Linked DNA regions of Homo sapiens: region 2 is linked to region 1. Evidence: read pairs that join two places in POLR2A ChIA-PET (ENCODE). Cell type or tissue: PC-9. All regions are shown on one strand. Each heading gives the region's core, and the rest is flanking DNA. Links, peaks and the distances in the headings are about the cores only.

Region 1 (9,260 bases), core at 908-8,907:
TTGTGTGCTTTGTTACTTGTTTATTTGTAATCAGATGTGCAGGGATATAAATTCTTTCCAGGTTCTATGGCCTCTGAGGGTCTGGATCCTCCCTCTGGGGTTTCTGCCTGGGGCTGGGGGTGAGCACTGAAAGCCCCCTTCAGGTCCTGACAGCTCGGCCTTCACATTCTCAGAAGCCCTTCCTTCTCCCATCATTTGCATCTCATTAGCACCACCTCGAGCTGGTGGCAGCTTCGCCTGTCTGGAGCCCTGGGACGCAGGCTGCAGCCTGGCCCGGGCGCTGCTCCCAGCTGGAGAAGGGTGCAGCGAAGTGCTTTCCCCTCCCCCCTCCCCGCGTTCTCTGTCCCCACCCTCCCGCCCCACGTGCCGCAGCCACAGGGAGGGTGCAGGAGGACTCGGGGTGTGCCCGGCTCTCCGAACCCCCACCCAGGCTCGTGTCGCCTAGGCTCCTGCCGCGCGTTCCCATGGCAACCGGGTGATGGCGCGGGTCGCGGTGCCTGCCTAGGAGCCACACAGCCACCCAGCTCCCCGCCCCGCCGCCCAGGCCGGATTGGTGACAGTCAGGGCCTCAATCTCCCGAGATGATCGGCGATAATTGGTTTATGGAAATAGCTGAGCGGAGAAGGCGAGCTCCCCGCTAGAAACCAGCCTCCCTGCCAAGCCTGCTCCCACCACCTGTGCTTCCCTCACCACGGAAATGGAGTTGGGGGAGGGATGGCCGAGGAGCTGGGCTGGCACAAATGGGGCTTTTAAGGCAAGTGTTTCACCTGTTGCTCTCGGCACAGCTTCTACCCCCCTTTCACAGTGGGGGCCCTGGGGGGGCAGGGACTTATCATAGTAACCAGGTGTTGGCCTCAGTCACTCCTTGGCTCCTAAGTTTGGGCTCAGGCCTATGTTGGATGCATTGTTGAGGGAAATGGAGGAGGAGATCCGTCCTCAGGGAGCCCCAGAGGAGTGCATAAACCATGTTGATATAAAGTGCTTCAGACCAGGGTCACCACTGCTGTGGAGCTCCAGAAGAGGGAGAGCTCAACTCTGGTGGCTGCCTGGAGGAGGAGGCTTTGAAGGCAGGATTTCAGCAGGCATTGGTGAGTGGGCTGGGGCAGGCACTCCCCAAAAGGAAATGTGGGCAACAGACTCTTGGCAGGAACTGAATGGTGCCAGTATTGGTGGGGGAGGGGAAGTATAGGGTGGCTTGGTGGGAGGCCACCAAGGCTCCCGCCGTCTGTCTATAGAAGGTCTAGGGGTGACATGCTCCTTGGAGGGTGCTTTATAATAAAGATTGAGCAAATATTCAGTGTCCCCAGCGAAGGTTGGCTGGATGGAGATTGTGTTGCCCCTTGGCGCCTTTCTGGAAGAAGTGAGACCCGTGAGGTGGGCATAGACGTGGCGTGGCAGGCCTTGGTGCCAGGCTGGGGAAGTGTGTACCCTGACAGCAGCTGGCTGGAGGGGGTGTGTGGGGTGCATTAAAGGCCCAGAACTAGGGGAGTCCCCATAATAGAAGTGACTGGAGAAGGAGGGGAGGAGGGGAGGGTGGTTATGAGGACCCTACCCCAGGGCTGGGTATGGTGGGGTGGGGCACCCAGAAGTCAGGAGAGGCAGGTCCCAAATCTTCCCCTTCCCCAATCTGACCATCATGCCCATGAGCCCAGCCCAGACTTTTGCATACAAGGAACCTGCCCCACTGGAGCTGAGCTGTGACCAATCCCTGCCCCACTGGTGTGGGGTGGGGAGGGGTGACTCTCTGGATCCGTTGGCACCCTGTCTTCCCCAGCCCTGGTGAGCAGCTTCCCATGCAGCAGCGGAGATGCCAGGTAGTGCCCACAGCAGCTCCTCCCCTCTGGGTATGACAGTCCCAGTCCTGGGCCTTTGGGTGCTAGTATTCCAAATAGCTGTCCCCTGGTTTCTGCTCACAGCCCAACCCATCCCCTGCCCCCACTCTCACGCAGCTACTTACACCACCACATAGGGCCACGGCTCGGAGCCATCCTTGCAGGCAGGCAGGTTGGTAGCCCCATGGAGGGTGACCATGATGGTCTCCTTCTTAGAGGGAGACAGGTGACCGATCTCAGGTTCCGTGCTCTGGGAGGCGATCAGGGGCTCCTCTGGGTCTTCAGTGTTCTGTGGGGAGAGCCAGGGCTGAGTGTTTTTTTTTTTTTTTGAGACAGAGTCTTGCTCTGTTGCCCAGGCTGGAGTGCAGTGGTGCCATCTTGGCTCACTGCAGCCTCTACCTCCCAGGTTCAAGCAATTCTCCTGCCTCAGCCTCCACAGTAGCTGGGATTACAGGCATGTGCCACCACATCCAACTAATTTTTGTATTTTTAGTAGAGACGGGATTTCCCCATGGTCTCAAACTCCTGACCTCAGGTGATCTGCCTGCCTCGGCCTCCCAGAGTGCTGGGATTATAGGCATGAGTTACTGCACCTGGCCCTGAGTGGCCTCCTCTGCTGCGGCACCTCCCTTCACTGCCACCCTCTAGCACTAGCCACTCACAGCTTCCGTCAAGTGCCTGCCTCCCTCTGTCACCCTTCCGCCCACTCTGCAAGGCAGTCGCCTTGGCCCCATTTTCTCCCTACTTCTGTCCCCATCCCACGTCTCTCTCAGTGCCTCTCCTCTAGTCCTGGATCCTACCCTTCCTGCAGGATGAGACAGGCCACCTCACCTTTCAAGTCTGGTCCCACTTCTAAGCCTTAGCTTTCGCAGGTGTCCTCGTCTGTAATTCCTAAATCCCACCTGCTTTTGCAGTCCTAACAATGGGCCACCTTCTTCAGTCTATCTTGTAACCTCACCTCAGCTCACCCATCACCTCAGGTCCCTCCTGTGCACAGCACTTTACAGCTGACAAAGCTTCTCCACGTTCATGGGGGCATTCAGTGCATTACGTGGAGGTGAATGCATGTGTCTGTCCCAGATGCCCCACCTGTCTTCTACCCAGGAAACTTGCGGACTAGGGAGGAAGAGGTGCCTGCCCATGCAGGGGGCTTCCTACACCAGTTGCCCCAAGCAGGGACTCAGCAGCTTAGTAACTTGTGGATTCATGGCCCAAAGGACCATCTTAACGAGAGCTGCTGAGAGAAGACAAAGCCCTGGCCGGCTGAGGCGGTCAGGGAAGACAGCAGGGAGGAGGAGGCCTTAAAGGGTTGGGAGAAGGTGCAGGAGTGGAGTCAGGGAGGACAGGCCAGGAGCAGAACACTGGAGCGAAGGCAGCAAGCGGGAAGGGGCAGAGCTTTCCAAGGCCCAGAGGTGGCTCAGTTTGACTGGGGAGGCAGTGGGGACTCAGAGAAGACGGCAGAGCTGGGCATATAAACGCGGTGGGGTGGGGAGGGGTGTGGCCATGAGGCTGCTGTGGCTCAGGGGTGTCCTTGTCCTCCCTGGCCCTGGTCCTCCACTGGCCGGCTGGCTGACTCACCACTTCCAGTTAATCTGACACAGATTAACCCTTGATAGGCCTCCCGTGGTAGGAGGTCTTGCCTACCCTTTGTCCCTCCAGCTGATATGAGGGGCCATAGAGGGGCACTCCTGGCTCTGGGAGAGGAGCAATGGACCTCCTCAGGGTGGAGGCAGGGCCCTGAGGGGCCACTGGCAGGCTGTTCCTCATCTCTGGAAAGCTCAGCCTGTCAGACCCTGCATTCCAGGGCAGGCCCTGGTTGGGTGGGGTTGAGAACAATGTCCTATTACATAGAGAGGAAATTGAGGCCCAGACAGGAGCAAGGACCTGGGCCCTGGACGGGCTCTGGTTTTGGTGGCAGCCTCGGCAGGCTGGGTCCTTGGCTCAGAATGGCCGGCTCCTGAGGAGCCCTGAGTGTCAGGAGAGGTAGGTTTAAACCAGCTCTGCCTCTCACCATGCTGGGCCCCAAAGCCAGCCATGTTCTGAGAGTCAGTTTCCCCAGTGGGGAGATGAGGACTTGGACCGACCTATCTGGAAGCTGCTCTGCTCCTACCTTGAGCCTTGGCTCCTGGAAGCCTCAGGCAGACAGAAAGAAAAGGGCACAGTGCCTGAGGCTCTGCTCTGCCCCGAGGAGTTTTAGGAACGTTATTTCATCCATTTCTCACGGTAGCGTGGGGTGCCCACCAATCGGAGCCACACACCCCCTCAACAGCTCCCCTTGGGGGTCTACTGGCCTCTCAAAGCTAACGAACTCTGGACTCCCCTTCAAACCCCTCCTCCTGCTGTCTGCCCCAACTCGTTAATGAGTTAATGGCGATGCCATTGTTCTAGTTGTTCAAGCCCCACATCTTGGAGTCCTTCCTGATTCTTCCCTCTCTTCCTCTACATCCCTTATCCAGTTCTTCAGCAGATCCTGTCAGCTCCACCTTCAAACTATATCTGGACTCTGACCCTTCTCAGCATCCTCAGGTCAGCACTCAGGTCCCAGACACCTGTATGTCCCGACTCGCCTCTGATGGAGTTCTGTTTCCTCTCCGACTCTCCGTCCACCCCATCCAATCGCCAGAGTGAGCCTTTACAGATTGGACCCAGACCCTCTCTCTCCTCTGCTCAGAACCCTGAAGTAGCTTGCTGCTTCTCTCAGAGCCTTGCAATGGCCCGTGGGGCCCTCCAGGAGCTGGCCCAGAAAACTGACCTCATCTTGTCCCACGGGCCCTGTGGGTCACTCCGCTCCAGCCACACTGGCCTCCTGGCTGTTTCTCACACCTACCAAGCTCCCTCCTGCCTCCCCGCCTCTGCCCTAGCTGTTTCCTCTGCTCCACCCTGGGTGTCACTCCAGAACTGTCATCCCTGTGCCTTGCTCCCCTACTTCCCTTGGCTTGCCTGGTGCAGGCTGTGGTCCTTGCCTAGCAAGATGGCTAATTAGGAGGTGAGAATACATGCCCCCCAGATCAGAAGTGCCAGTCCTGCAGAGAGGCCCCCCTCTCCTTCCTCTGACTGAGGAGGCCACCCCCACCCTCTTCCAGGACCCAGCAGGGCCTGTCACCATCTACAGAGGTGTTGATGAGGGTTGCCCCTCCTTCTCTCCCCCATGCTCCTGTCAGGGGAGAATGAGGGGAGGGGAAGATGCCCCTGCCTGGAGGTGAAGGAGGAGGAGCAGCCAGAGTGCTGTTCCCTGCCCTCCTGGGTAGGCAGCTTCCTCCCATATCCACCCTCATGCAGGCCACCATGACCCCCCCACTCCCCAGCAGCCTTGCTCTCCTGGTTTAGTGGCACAGGAGTAAGGCTGGCAGCCTCAGGGCAAAAAGACCTAGGTTTCAACTTGGCCGGGTGTGGTGGCTCACGCCTGTAATCCCAGCACTTTGGGAGGCCGAGGCGGGCAAATCACTGGAGGCTGGGAGATCGAGACCAGCCGGGCCAACATGGTGAAACCCCATCTCTACTAAAAATACAAAAATCAGCCAGGTGCGGTGGCATGAGGCTGTAATCCCAGCTATTCGGGAGGCTGAGGCAGAAGAATTGCTTGAACCTAGGAGGCGGAGGTTGCAGTGAGCCAAGATGGTACTCCAGCCTGGGTGATAGAGTGAGACTCCAACAACAACAACAAAAAAAAGACCTAGGTTTCAGCTCAGCTCTGGCCCTACCTCTCTGTACCACCTCCCTGAGCCTTGATTTTCCCACCTGGCCAATGGGAATGTCTGGAATAGTTTGTGATTCAGCCTTTCCAGTGGTTACTGTGCCTGAAGTTCCTGCAGTGAGGCTGGGAGGGGTGATTCATGTTCCTAGATGGATTCACCTTGCTGTGAGGGCACAGGGCCTCTCATGAGCTCCCTAGGGCCATGAAAGGGAGGGCCCAGGAGTAAGACCATTGTCCAGGGGCTCTCATTGGCTCCCTGGCAGCCCCAGAGCCCAACTAGGCATCTGCAGACCTGGCCAGGAGTCACACCGGCTCCTCCTCTATCTCCCCTGCACCTCCCCTCGGGGACAGCCTTCCCTTCTGGGAATAAAGCTTGCAGGAAGTTTGGCGAGAACTATTGTGTTTCAGTTCTGGGCATGAGGCCAACTGCCAGGCTGGCGCCTCCTGGTGAGGCTTGCAGGCATGTGCCCGCTGGGCAGGCTGGGCCCAGGGCCAGGGAGGCTTGGGGCCAAGGGTAAGGCCAGAAGGGGGATGGTGGGCCAGGGCTGCTAACCTCCTGCTATCCCTTTTTTATTCCCATGTCTGGATGGGAATCTGCAGGCTTCCCTCAGAGATGTCCTGCATCAGAACCAATGTCCTCGACCCATCTGTTACCCCTGGCCTGCACTAGAGGATTGATGAGGGAACAGAAAATGCATATACTGGGTTACATGAGTGGTAGGGAACTGGGGGTGATGGGGTACCCCCCCCGTAACTCTCAGTTTGCACAAACTCATCTGTAGGGGTGTGGTGAGCCCTGGGGAGGGAATTCATGCCTCCTCTTGGCTGGGAGCAAAGCTGGATGCTCACCATCAGCTTCTCAGGCTCCCTCTCACTTAACCCACCCAACACTGCTAGGGTGCAGAGATCAGCAGGCAGCTTTTCCAGGCAGGGGTTTGGCCAGTTTACCTGCCCAAGGCCACACAGCCAGTGGATGAGAGGCTGGGCTGTGAGCACCGAAGCAAGCCTGATTCCAAAGCTCAGCACTCTCAGCTACTCCACTGGGCCTGGCAAGATTGGAAGCTGCTAACTCCAGTGCCCTTATCCAAACAGACAGGCAGCCTTGCCCTCAATAGGCCAGGATTAGCCAGCAGATGTTGCAGGGGAACTAGGACTGCCCATCACTTAGGGCATTTTTGGATCCATGTGCTGGGGGGAAGGGCTAGGGTGAGAGGAGGAGGTAGGAACAACAGGGAGTTAATGGTCCTTGAATTCAGCTCCCGCGGGTGGGTTGGGGGGTGCTTAACTTGGTTCTGGTGGGGAGAGAGATGGAAGGAGACAAACTCTTCCACCCACTCCTCCCTATCCTCCAGCAGCCTGGGAGGCCTGAGGAGCTGAGCCCAGTTCTGCCCTCTAGAAGGGCCGTGTGTCTGAAAAGTCACACTAGCTGGAGCGGGGCTGGGCTGGGAGGCAGGGTGCCTGGCTGCCCGGATCTGTCATTTGGGCAAGTTACTTGACTGCAGTGGGGCTATTTCCCAGCAGTTTCACAAGGACTTTCAGTTAAAAATGGTCCCCCATGTTCCTTCTAGTTTCAACATCTAAACTTGCCTGAGAGTTATGGCGGCCAGGGGAAAGCTCTTTCACAGGTGAGGAAGCACACTCAGAGAAAGTAAACCTCTTGTATGAAAGCACACAGCTTAGCTAGTGAGGCCAGGGCTGGAACTGGAAGCTGGGTCTGTCTGACCCCACACTCTTGCTGTCTCTGCTGTGCTCTAACCATGCTTCCTTGGATGTGGATCCCTTCTCTGCTCCACAGTGGATGCCCCCCTGAACTCATAATCTGAGTATCCATTGGTGGCAGCAAGAGGAATTATGTTCTTTGGAGCAGAGAAGCATTCCAAAAGATGACACAAAAGTCAGAAATCATTAAAAAGGGATAGGTTTGATTACATTTTAAAAATCTATACTAACTTCTATAATGGTCCAAAATGCCCTGCAATACAAAGAAAAGAAAAAAAGGAGAAAATGTTTGCTGCATATTTAAAAAAGGATTAATATCCCTAGTATACAAAGAGCACTGAAACCTATAAACATTATCCAATTTAAAAAACATGAACTGGGGATTCACAAAAGAAGAAACACAAATATGTATTATATATACATGATGAGCATCCTTTTTTTTTTTTTTTTTGAGATGGAGTTTTGCTCTTTGTTGCTCAGGCTGGAGTGCTGTGGTGCTATCTCGGCTCACTGCAACCTCCGCCTCCTGGGTTCAAGCAATTCTCCTGTCTCAGCCTCCCGAGTAGCTGGGATTACAGGTGCCCGCTACCACGCCTGGTTAATTTTTGTATTTTTAGTACAGACGGGGTTTCACCATGTTGGCCAGACTGGTCTCGAACTTCTGCCTTGGCCTCCCAAAGTGCTGGGATTACAGGAGTGAGACACCAGGCCTGGCCAACGTCCTTTTATTTTTGAGGCAGAATCTCACACTGTTGCCCAGGCTGGAGGGCAGTGGCGTGATCTCGGCTCACTGCAACATCTGCCTCCCAGGTTCAAGCGATTCTCCTGCCTCAGCATCCTGAGTAACTGGGATTACAGACGTGCACCAACACACCCAGCTAATTTTTGTATTTTTAGTAGAGATGGGGTTTCACCATGTTGGCCAGGCTGGTCTCAAACTCCTGCCTCGGCCTCGCCAAGTGCTGGGATTACAGGCGTGAGCCACCACCCCCGGCCATGATGAGCATCCTTATAGGCGATTCTACCCAGCTATCAAAAGCGCTTCTCAAAGCTACTAATCAAAGCAACCTTGGCTCCTCCTCAGGACTCCCACGCACACTCCCCAGATCCCCAAATCCAGCTCTGTGGGGCAGGTGGGGACCAGCTGGCAGCTTAGGGTGCCAGGTCAACCTGGTGACCGGTTCTGAGTGTGTGGCATTACAGAAAGAGGCTTAATGGGGAGGGCAGAGTCTGCAGGGGGTGGGGGGCAGCTGTGGGCAGAGAACATCAGGAACCAGAGACATCAAAATCAAGAGTAATGAAGTGGAAATCACACTAGGGCCTGGGCACCCCCAGCTATTTGGCTTATTCAACCTGAGTGTAACTACAAAGAGGGTATCCCCCATTTGCAAGTATCTGTGTGCCTTTGGTCTCAGCTCCTTCTGCTATCCCTGTGGGTTAACACCATCTAGGGCAGGGGCTCAGCCTTGCTAGTGAGAGGAAGGTAAGGGGTCCCTTACATTCAACTGTTTACATCTCATCACACTGAGATTCTAGTCCCTTCCTGACAGAGCCCTGCTGCTGGGCCACAGCTTTTTATTAAGCACCCACTATGTGCCAGGCACTGTTCTGAGTGCTGGGGATACGGTGATCAACAAAACACACAAAAATCCCTTCTCTTCAGAGACCCAAGCATCTGTGTTCCAGGACAGGGGCCTAGGCCCCAGAAAATCAGGGCCAGGGATTGGAGAGCATGGGGGCAATGGGGGCATCAGGGCTGCCAAGCCAGCAGCCTGGGAATCTCCTGGGAGATCTTGGACAGGGGTAATGAACCATCTCAGTGGGCTCTCAGACTGTGTGACCCCAGCAATAAGAGTGCAGAAACAACCAGGTAAGGGTGGTCAGCATTGACAACACCTGCAAGTACACTGCATTCCAGTTCCCGTGTGGCCCAAGAGTATAGGGCAGCTAACCTGGGAGAGCCACAGAGACCACCTCACTCCCCATTTCACAGCTGTGAAAACTGAGACCCAGGG
Region 2 (9,260 bases), core at 778-8,777, 180 kb after region 1:
GGAATTCAAACACACAAAGACCCACTAATTTGCACAAAACTATTCTGGCTGGTTTGGAACAGGCTGCCATGCTTTTTTAATGTTATTGCAGCATGTATATTCATTCCAGAATTCAGATAAAATGTGCTTATGTTCTGCTATTACGTTTGATCGAATCCTAACCACAGTGAGCTCTTCATTAGCTCAATATGTGGTTTGCCCTCAATTGAGCACTGTTTATTACTTTGTAATATGCCACTGTGAGTACTGACATTTAGAGTTGTTTAAAGGCCAAGAACTGGAAACAGCCTTTTCCCTATTTTCTGTGTATTGGGGATGGGAGTAATAACATTTTGGGGAGCTTTTTAAATCTCACAGAAGAGGAAAGTGGCCTGCTCTGGCAGGTGTGTGCAGGATAGAGTGTGTTTCATTTGTTCTGGTGCCAAGAATGAGCGCTGTACTATGGTAGTTCCCTTAGGATTTGTATGTGCTCTGGGCTCATGAAGATATTGCATCATGAGCTGCAGCAGTTGTACCCTTTCTTGATGACCTAAAAAGGGATTATTTCTGAGGAATGAAAGGCTCCCATCATTGACTGTGGATGTGGAAAACCTTTTCTAGCTTAGAGCATTTATATCTACAATACATTTTAAAGTCAGAGTTCATGTTACCTGTTTTAATCACGAGTATATGTCCCAGTACACAAAAGGGCACTGGTTGGCATTCTTCTTAAGGTATTTAGTGAAGATCATAAGAAATCCTTTAAGAGTTTAAATGTCCCTGGAAGAGGCATACAGGCTCTAGTCAAGAATGAATTCGAGTGAAGGAAAGCTGTGTGACACCTGGCCTTCCTCTATGTTCATGGAGCTTCTTTGAGGCTAGAAGATTGATTTTATCATCTAGACCTCTCTGGCTAATACCTATTCTTCAGCCACATTAGTTACTCTGACATAGGAATTTACTTCTTTTCTTTGAATGGAAAACACTTTAAAAATAATAACAACCATTATTATAAACCAATATATGTGAGAGTACTTAGTTGAAACAAAAAGGAGTTTTAGTAGACAGTATTATACTACACATGAAAATCAAGGCGAAGTTTATGCAACTTAAAATGTTTACAAGCTGCAGTGCAATCTAATGTTTGTGAATGTCCAAGTATTATGAGAAAAAGTGTCTATACAATGACAGACTTATGTTTCCTCACAAAGTTCTTCACAAAGAGTGAAATATGTTTTTATACCTCTCAGTTTCAGTTAGAGGCATATTTTGTGCCATATTTATGTTAATGTGCCTATACGTGATGAGTGAATTATTTCAGTCATACATTGCCTAAATCATAACTTTAAGATGCTTGGGAAAGAATCAACAGCTAAAAGTTCATGAAGTTCTAATGTCTGTGTTCCAAAATACGTCACAGTATTAGGATGCAGGGAGAGATGTGTGTGCGCTCCCTGGGGTGGGCATTTCTAGTTACTAGACCATCTCCATTTTTAGCATTTGGCATCCTCATGATACTTTTATACATATGACATTAATAGGAGAGCAATAATACGATTTTACAGATGGAATAACAGATGTGCCTGCATTCAGTGAAAGAGTGCAAATATTAAGTCCTTGTGACTTCAACTGACTCTTCCAAATTGTATGAATTTATCAATGTATTAGATAAACTCAGTTCCAGAATTATAAAGAAAAACTGTTAGACCAACGAATGTGGCTAATTAACAGTAGGACGATTTCTAGCCCGAGGGTTTAAAATGGACTTCAAGTCCTGTTCTTGCCTTTTATTTTCTGAACTTGCCACTTTTGCATTCTTTGAGTTCAGTTTAAAGACAGTTTGAGTCCAATTTAGACCCTCGGGCTAGAAATCATACCACTGTTAATTAGCCACCTTATTTGGTCTAACAGTTTTTCTTTATAATTCTGAAACTGGGTTTACCTAATACATTGATAAATTATTTCAAAGGTATTTTTATAGTTCAATCACTTCACTTTTACCCTGATAAATATAAATGACTAGGAATGATCTTCAGCTAGCCTTTAGCACCTGCAACCAATCTGACAATAATGTGTTCATCAGGTACCTGTGGATTAAATCACACACCGGCATATTTAAGCTGAATGTCAGTCTGGAAAATGAATGTACTATATTAACTGAAATACCACTCTTTGTGTAGGTATTCTGTCATATATTTAAGAAAAATTAAATAGCATGTAAATCATATGACAACAACTTAAGTCTTTCTTCAAAGTGCATGTGGTCCTTTGCAATACCTCATTCAGCCAAGTATTTGTTCTCTTCCTCATTCAGTATAAGGCAGCGTTCAATTTGCTTAGAAGGCAACATTAGAAGGGTAGAGTTTAATCAGAAACATAGAATTTTAAAGTGTGGGTTCAACTGAATAAATTTGAATTTCTGTAGGAAGTAAAGAATTAAAAACCGATTTAAAGATTGCAATATATAATCATTTTTAAAGTATTTGATTAAATCTGATAGGTTTTCCAGAAATGAAAAAAAGTCAGTTCTAAAACCAAAGCTGATATTTAGAAAATGTGAAAATGTAAATCAGTCCTATCCATAATAGTTTCTCTAAAACTTTATCTTAAAGAGTCATTTTAAAAGAATATAACTATTCAAAAATGTAACTGCTATCTTAAGTTTTAAAATAAGTTAAGACATTTTAAAATATGAATACTGTAGTTTAAAAGAAAGAAACTGGGGGAAGGAAAAGTAGAGAAAGAAATGCCAATTCCAATGCAAAGCTTTATTTGCCAAGTTTTCTTAGAATGACTTTTACCAATTTATGAATTCTTGTAAACAGAATGTATAATGGAAATACTGAAACACTGTTGCCTAAAGTGGCATTATTCACTGCTACTGTGATGCTACTGTAATGTAATAAATTATTAAATTGTTGCAAAGTGCTGTTTTTGCCTTAAAATTTTGTGTGTCTTGAAAACTGTGGTGTTAAAGGTATTGAGACTGTGCAAATGCTGGGCACGCTTGGCATGAGATAATCGGTTTTTATTTTTATAAAATTTTAATGTAACCATGAAGTGTGTTTATTTGAAGAACACAAACCAAAGTTATGGGATAAAAAAGGTTGTGGGATGAAAAAGTTACAGGATAAAAAATGTTGTGGAAAGGTTGTGGCAAAAAAAGTTGTGGAAAAAACGTAAAAGTTTTATGAAAAGCTTAAAAAAAGGGCCGGGCTTGCTGGCTCACGCCTGTAATCCCAGCACTTTGGGAGGCCGAGGCGGGTGGATCACAAGGTCAGGAGATCGAGACCATCCTGGCTAACATGGTGAAACCCCATCTCTACTAAAAATACAAAAAAAAAAAAAAAAAAAAAAAAATTAGCTGGGCGTGGTGGCGGGCGCCTGTAGTCCCAGCTACTCGGGAGGCTGAGGCAAGAGAAAGGCGTGAACCTGGGAGGCGGAGCTTGCAGTGAGCCAAGATCGCGCCACTGCACTCCAGCCAGGGTGACTGAGCAAGACTCCATCTCAAAAAAAAAAAAAAAAAAGCTTAAAGTATTATGAAAAAGAAATTATGGGATTAAAAAATAAGTCATGGGATAAAAATAAATAAAAGCAGGCCCCTGTCAGCATAAGCCTGGAGAAGTGGGGCTGGAGTCTCTGTCCCTACCATGCTCCTACCACCCCCTCCCAGTCACCCCTTTACCATTAGGGTAGCAAGACAAGACCCCTGTCTAATGGGGGGAGAAAAACAGACCCTTTGCCACCTTGACCAGGGCTGAGTCCTTAAATTTCTGGATGATGATGATTATTATTTAAGAGCCAGAGGCTGGTAGAGCTGGTTTGTTTGGAGGAGGCCTCATGGCCTCCCTACTCTCACCGAAGCAACTTTTCCCTCAGGGGGCTCCCATCTTCTTATTCAGAGAGGCAGCTGAGGCGGGACAGTGGGGCTAACTGTAGAGCAGGTGAGGGCACAGGCTGCTGGGGTGGACCCCCTTCCGCAGTGTACATATAGTATCTGTGTGACATTTTGTATATTCCAGGGGGTAGGGCCACCCCCTGTATTGTACCTAGAGGAGGTTGGAGCTGGCATATGAGGAGGAGGTTCTAATCACTATTTGTGGCTGGGAAACTTATTTATTGATAGCATAGGACAGAGGAAGGAGGCGGGGATGGGGTTGTGGCTCCCTGGTGATGTGACTCCCGTTTATTTTGCTTTTCATTTTGGAGTAAATGGATTTAGCCATACTGCTCAGCCTGGTGGATTCCCGTGTCCCTCACTGGGTCCTGGAGTTTGTGCCACTGAACGAGGAGCCCTAGAGTGTCTGAGCATGTCCAGCTGGGCTCTTGGGGACCTTCCAGGCCTGTTACCTGTATGCTGCCTGGTGACACCTGGTGGATTTCACAGGGACTGCCATGGCGCCTATAGGGCACAGTCCCGCCCTGACAGCCAACAGCCTCAGAAGCCTGATGTAGCAGTGGCCGGGAAGACAAATACCAGCACCCAAGGGCACTGACTTCCACCCCAGGCATCTTCCGTTCCATCCCCCTGCCTCCCTCGCCTGTCTGCACCCGGTGGCCTGTTCTGTCTGTCCCTCCAGTGTACCTGGTGGCCTGTTAGTGCTGGCTGCCCCGCAGGCTCCTCCAGGCTGAGTTCATGGCCCTGCCCCCTAGTGGCCAGAGCCGGCTTCGCAGGATAAAAGCCAGCTAAGCTCCAGGGGCTTTCCAGGAAAAGTGTCCCTTGGAAAGGGTGTGTGGCCTTTTCACTCCTCCCAACAGCACCCTAGAAATGGCTTGGCCTTTTCCCTCCCCTGCACTCCACAGAGAACACAGCTAGCAGAGGACACATTCCCCATCATCCAGAAATGGGTTTGATTCTCAGCCGAGGGACAGCAGGACTGGTAGAGACTGTCAGGCCACACAGCTGCCTGCACAGCACCCCCATTCTTGGTGGGGGGTGGGAGGGATGGCGGGGGCTGGCTGTCCACAGGCCGGACATGACAGGGAGGCTCACTGGAGGTGGCACACTTTGGAGGGGCAGTGTCAGGGGAGACCTTCGTCTTGTTGGGCCACAAGACTCCACAAGGACAGCACGGTGACAGATTCCCAGTGCTAGAGGCGAGGCGGTCAGCCATGTGTAGGTATATATACATATGAGTATTTATAGATATTTATAGAACAGGGCAGGGGCATACCACAGAGGGGGCACAAGTTTTCAGCAAGGGTCACACCTGGATGTGTCAGCTCACCACTACGACAGACTAAGTCACAGATGAAGGGGGCTGGCTTTGGGGCTGGGGAGCCACTGTCAAGTCACAGGACACCCGCCCAGGCAGGCTTGGAAAGGGAGGCCTCCGAGAAGAGGAGGATCTGTTTAGAGGTCAAAGTGGAACCTGGGGCTCTCAGGACAGGATGGACTTGCCTGACCTGATCACCTGGCAGTTGGAGAGAAAGCAAAGAGAAAACGGGAGAGAGAAAAGTGAGCAGAGAGCTGGTGAGGCAAGCACAGAGCACAGGCGTGCTGCAGCAGCTGTGGGAGGGCCGGGGAGGGGAGGACGCAGGTGCAGGTGTGGCAAGGTTCCTGGAAAAGAGAGGCTGGAAGGAAAAGGGGAGGAAGATGGAGGGAGGAGCCGGAGCTTCACAGGTAGTGCCTGGGGGCTGCGGCGGCCCTCCCCAGCCCACACACACTGGCCTCTCCCACGGCACCCAGGCAGTGCAGCCACAGTTCAGACCAATGCTCAGCCCCCTCCCTTCCAACCCACTGGCCCAAGGCCACCTCTCACCTTGGGGAGCCCCACCCAACAGCCACCAGGCCTGATAGAAAAGGAACACTGCTTGACCCAGGATGGTGAAGCTAAAAGGGATGGCTGGACTGGAGTGTGCCAGGGGCCCCTCTGGGTGGTCAGAAAGCCCAGGACCCTCTGAAAGGACCCTGGGGGAGGCAGGAAGGGCATATGCCACTGGCCATAGACTTATAAGTCTAAGAGGGGAGCCTCAGCTGGTTGTGGGGGCCTGCAGGTTGCATAGGTGAGCCTGGGCCCCTCCTGCTGGGAAAAGCAGAAGAGGGAGAGTCTGTGGCAGGGGAGGTGGGTGGGCTGGCTATGTGGAGCTCAGCTGGGCCAGCAGGGACTGTGGTCTCCTTGGCTGAATAGCACAGGTGACCCCTAAGAGCAACAGGCCAAGGTGAATGAGCCCGCTGGCTGGCGGTAGTGTTTCAGCAGGGGCCAGGGACCCTGCCTTCAGTCACACGCTAGCAGCTATGGTGGTACCTGGGAGGGAGGGAAGGGGGCTGTGTGTTCCTGCCTGGCCTGTGAGGTGTGTTGTGGGATGACCATGTGTATGGGACTCTCAAGATTTTATCCAGGATCACCACTGGATTGCCAACAGATAGAGGAGGTGGGACCCTGACTATCACCCCTGCTCTACAGTGGATTTGGCTCTCGGCACTCCCAGACTGGGAACTGGATACCCTGCCCTGGCAGCATGACTCAGACTGCACGACAGTTATGTTGTGCCCAGGTGACATTCCTAGGCCTCTGGCCGCCTCAGAGTCCAGCCCCACACACAACGCCCTCCACATTCCCAGCCCCTACACCATAAACCATGAGTTCTCTGCCCTCTCCGAGGACTCTAGAGAGCACCCACATCTGCCAACTTGGGCATGGAGCCTGTTCCAAGAGCCCACAGTCTTAGCCATGGAGGCTGGGGGGCTTTGGGGCCGTGGGGGCCAGCCCTGGTACCTGCATCCAGTAGGATGCTCTGCACCTGCAGTCAGGAGTTGTCCATGGGCCCCCGTGGGCGTGCTGATTGTGTTCATGACCGCTGTGCCTGCTCTGCCGACTCCTCCATCAGCATGTTCTTGTCCCCATGCAAGTACAGGTTGGCCAGCAGCTCCGAGAAGATAAACTCCTTGGTCTGAGAGTGGGCAAAGAGGGAAGGAGGTTGGGACCTGATGCCTGTGCCACCCTGGCCACGCCGCCAGGTCCTGCTGGGGCTGTACGCTGGACTTGGAGCCCCGGGTATGGCTTTTCAGATGCGGCTTCTACACTGCTTAGACTCGAAGACCCACCTCCCCACCGCTTTTTCTCACTCAGATGGGGACACTGAGGTCCAGAGGAAAAGTCACCTGCCCAAGGTCACAGATCTGGGAGGGGACCCAGGACCTATCATGCCACCAGGACACCTGTCTACTCAGTTTTTAATTTTTGGAGATAGGATCTCGCTCTGTCACCAGGCTGGAGTACAGTGGGTGAGATCACTGCTCACTGCAGCCTCAACCTCCTTGGCTCAAAGTGATCCTCCAAGGCTAGCCTGTTGAGTAGCTAGGATTACAGGCACGTGCCACCACCAGGCCCAGCTATTTTTAAAATTTTTTTGTAGAGACCAGGTCTCACTATGTTGCCCAGGCTGGTCTCAAACTCCTGGGCTCAAGCGATCCTTCCGCCTTGGCCTCCCAAAGTGCTGGGATTACAGGCATGGGCCACTGTGCCCAGTCCCACGTTATAGTTCTATGGGACAGCTCTGGTCTGGACCGTGCCCCTCTCCCTGCACCTGGTCCCATAGGGCTGGTTGTCATCTCTGCCAGGCCAACACGGCCACCTGTGTCCCCAGTGCTACAGGAGCCCCTGCCCCCATGAGGTGGTGCATGCACGTTGTTGATCATGAGGTGCATGATGGTCTTGGGCGTGAGACCAACCATGAGGTCCCACACGGTCTTGTTGACAATGGTCACATAGGAGTCCACCAGGCTCTGAGTGGTCTCCATTTGCTGCTCCAGCTGTGGGTCCATGGAGTGCATGAAGCTGTCGGAGACATTCTCCTCAGCCTTGCTGGCCTGCCATGGAGAGCACGAGGGCATCAGGGCGGCCAGGCCATGCAGCCAGGCTCCAGGCATCCCCAGGATCTCAGTCCCTCCAAGGGTACCTGGAACATTGAGGCACAGGGAGAAACAACTGGCCAGATCACACACCCAGCTCCCCACACGATCTAGAGGGTTTCAGGTCTCGGCCTCTCAGGACCCCAGACTCTCCCGATTCAGCCTCATCTTAGTTCTGACTCTAGTACCCAGAATTTGTCTCCATTTCCCAATCCAGAAATTGGAAAAGAACATCTCCAGGTCCCTTACTTGAAGACCTGGCCAGAGCTGGTGCCAGGTTACAGACGCCTGGCAGGAGGCAAGAGAAGGGCACACTCACATTCCCCTTGTCCTGGGAGGCCCACACCCCAACATTGCCGCCACCGCTGCCACCTGGGATCACAGCCACCTGGGATCACAGGAAAAGGGGAAGGGTTGAGTGAAGCTGGGACACTGCACCCCAACTTTAATGTGTTGATGAATTCAATTTGCTAATATTTTGTGGAGGATTTTTGCATCAATATTCATCAGTGATATTGGCCTGTAGTTCTCTGTTTTGGATGTATCTTTGGTTTTGGTATCAGGGTAATACTAGCCTTGTAGAATGAGTTTGGAATAGTTGGGTAAGGCCTCTAGTTTTGGAATAGTTTGGGTAAGGTTGGTATGAGTTCTTCTTTTAATGTTTGGTAGAATTCAGCAGTGAAGCACCAGGTCCCAGGCTTTTCTTCGCAGGGAGACTTTTTATTACCGCTTTGATGTCATGATTTCTTATTGGTCTGTTCAGGTTTTGGATTTCATCACGGTTCAATCTTGGCAGGCTGGATGTGTCTAGAAATGTATCCATTTTTAGTAGGTTTTCCTATTTCTTTGCATACATTGCTTATAACAGCCACTAGTGAGCCTGTGAATTTTTGCGGTATCAGTTGTAATTTTCCTTTTTCATCTTAGATTTTATTCACTTGTGTCTTCTTTTTGTCTTAGTCTTACTTAGGCTAAAAGTTTGTCAACATTATTTATCTCTTCCAAAACCCAACTATTCTTTTCATTGATGCTTTTTCTTCATTTCAATTTCATTTATTTCTGCTCTGATCTTTATTATTTCTTTTCTTCTAGTAATTTTGCGTTTGCTTTGTTCTTGCTTTTCTATTTCTTTAAGGTGCATTGTTGTTTATTTGATGCTTTTCAACTTTTTAAAAGTAGGTGTTTATAGCCATAAAGTTCCCTCTTAGTACTGCTTTTGTCGTATCCCATAGGTTCTGGCATGTTGTGTTTCCATTATCATTTAAGAAATGTTTCAATTTCCTTCTTAATTTCTTCATTGACCCACTGGTCATTCCAGAGCATATTATTTCATCTCCATGTGGTTGTATAGTTTCCAACATTTCTCCTGTTACTAACTTCTAGTTTTATTCCATTGTGATCAGAGAAGATATTTGATATTATTTCA

Evidence for each region. Peaks named below come from ENCODE experiments on the same cell type or tissue, not always from the same donor. Only the 100,000 strongest peaks of a DNase experiment are listed, where the experiment ranks them.
Region 2: POLR2A ChIA-PET joins it to region 1 with 5 read pairs; 3 of 35 experiments call an interaction of 5 or more read pairs at or near these places.

What each region holds. Positions count from the first base shown.
Region 1 is chr15:74,236,846-74,246,105 of GRCh38, reverse strand. CCDC33 (coiled-coil domain containing 33) reads right to left here. Exons shown (of 19, transcript NM_025055.5): 2 at 1,958-2,121. Among named protein-coding and RNA genes, the nearest start is that of CCDC33, 5.2 kb to the right of the region's middle. RefSeq lists enhancers at 151-1,150, 1,651-2,152, 5,939-6,534, 6,535-7,130. In PC-9, for the core only: a CTCF peak has its summit at 5,977 (motif pointing left); a DNase peak (open chromatin) is centred at 5,815; H3K27ac peaks cover 1,321 bases.
Region 2 is chr15:74,061,302-74,070,561 of GRCh38, reverse strand. It overlaps GOLGA6A (golgin A6 family member A), which reads left to right. Exons shown (of 18, transcript NM_001038640.2): 18 at 1-705. It also overlaps the pseudogene DNM1P33. Among named protein-coding and RNA genes, the nearest start is that of GOLGA6A, 17 kb to the left of the region's middle. RefSeq lists an enhancer at 4,523-5,024. In PC-9, for the core only: a CTCF peak has its summit at 4,626 (motif pointing left); no DNase peak of the experiment used is centred there.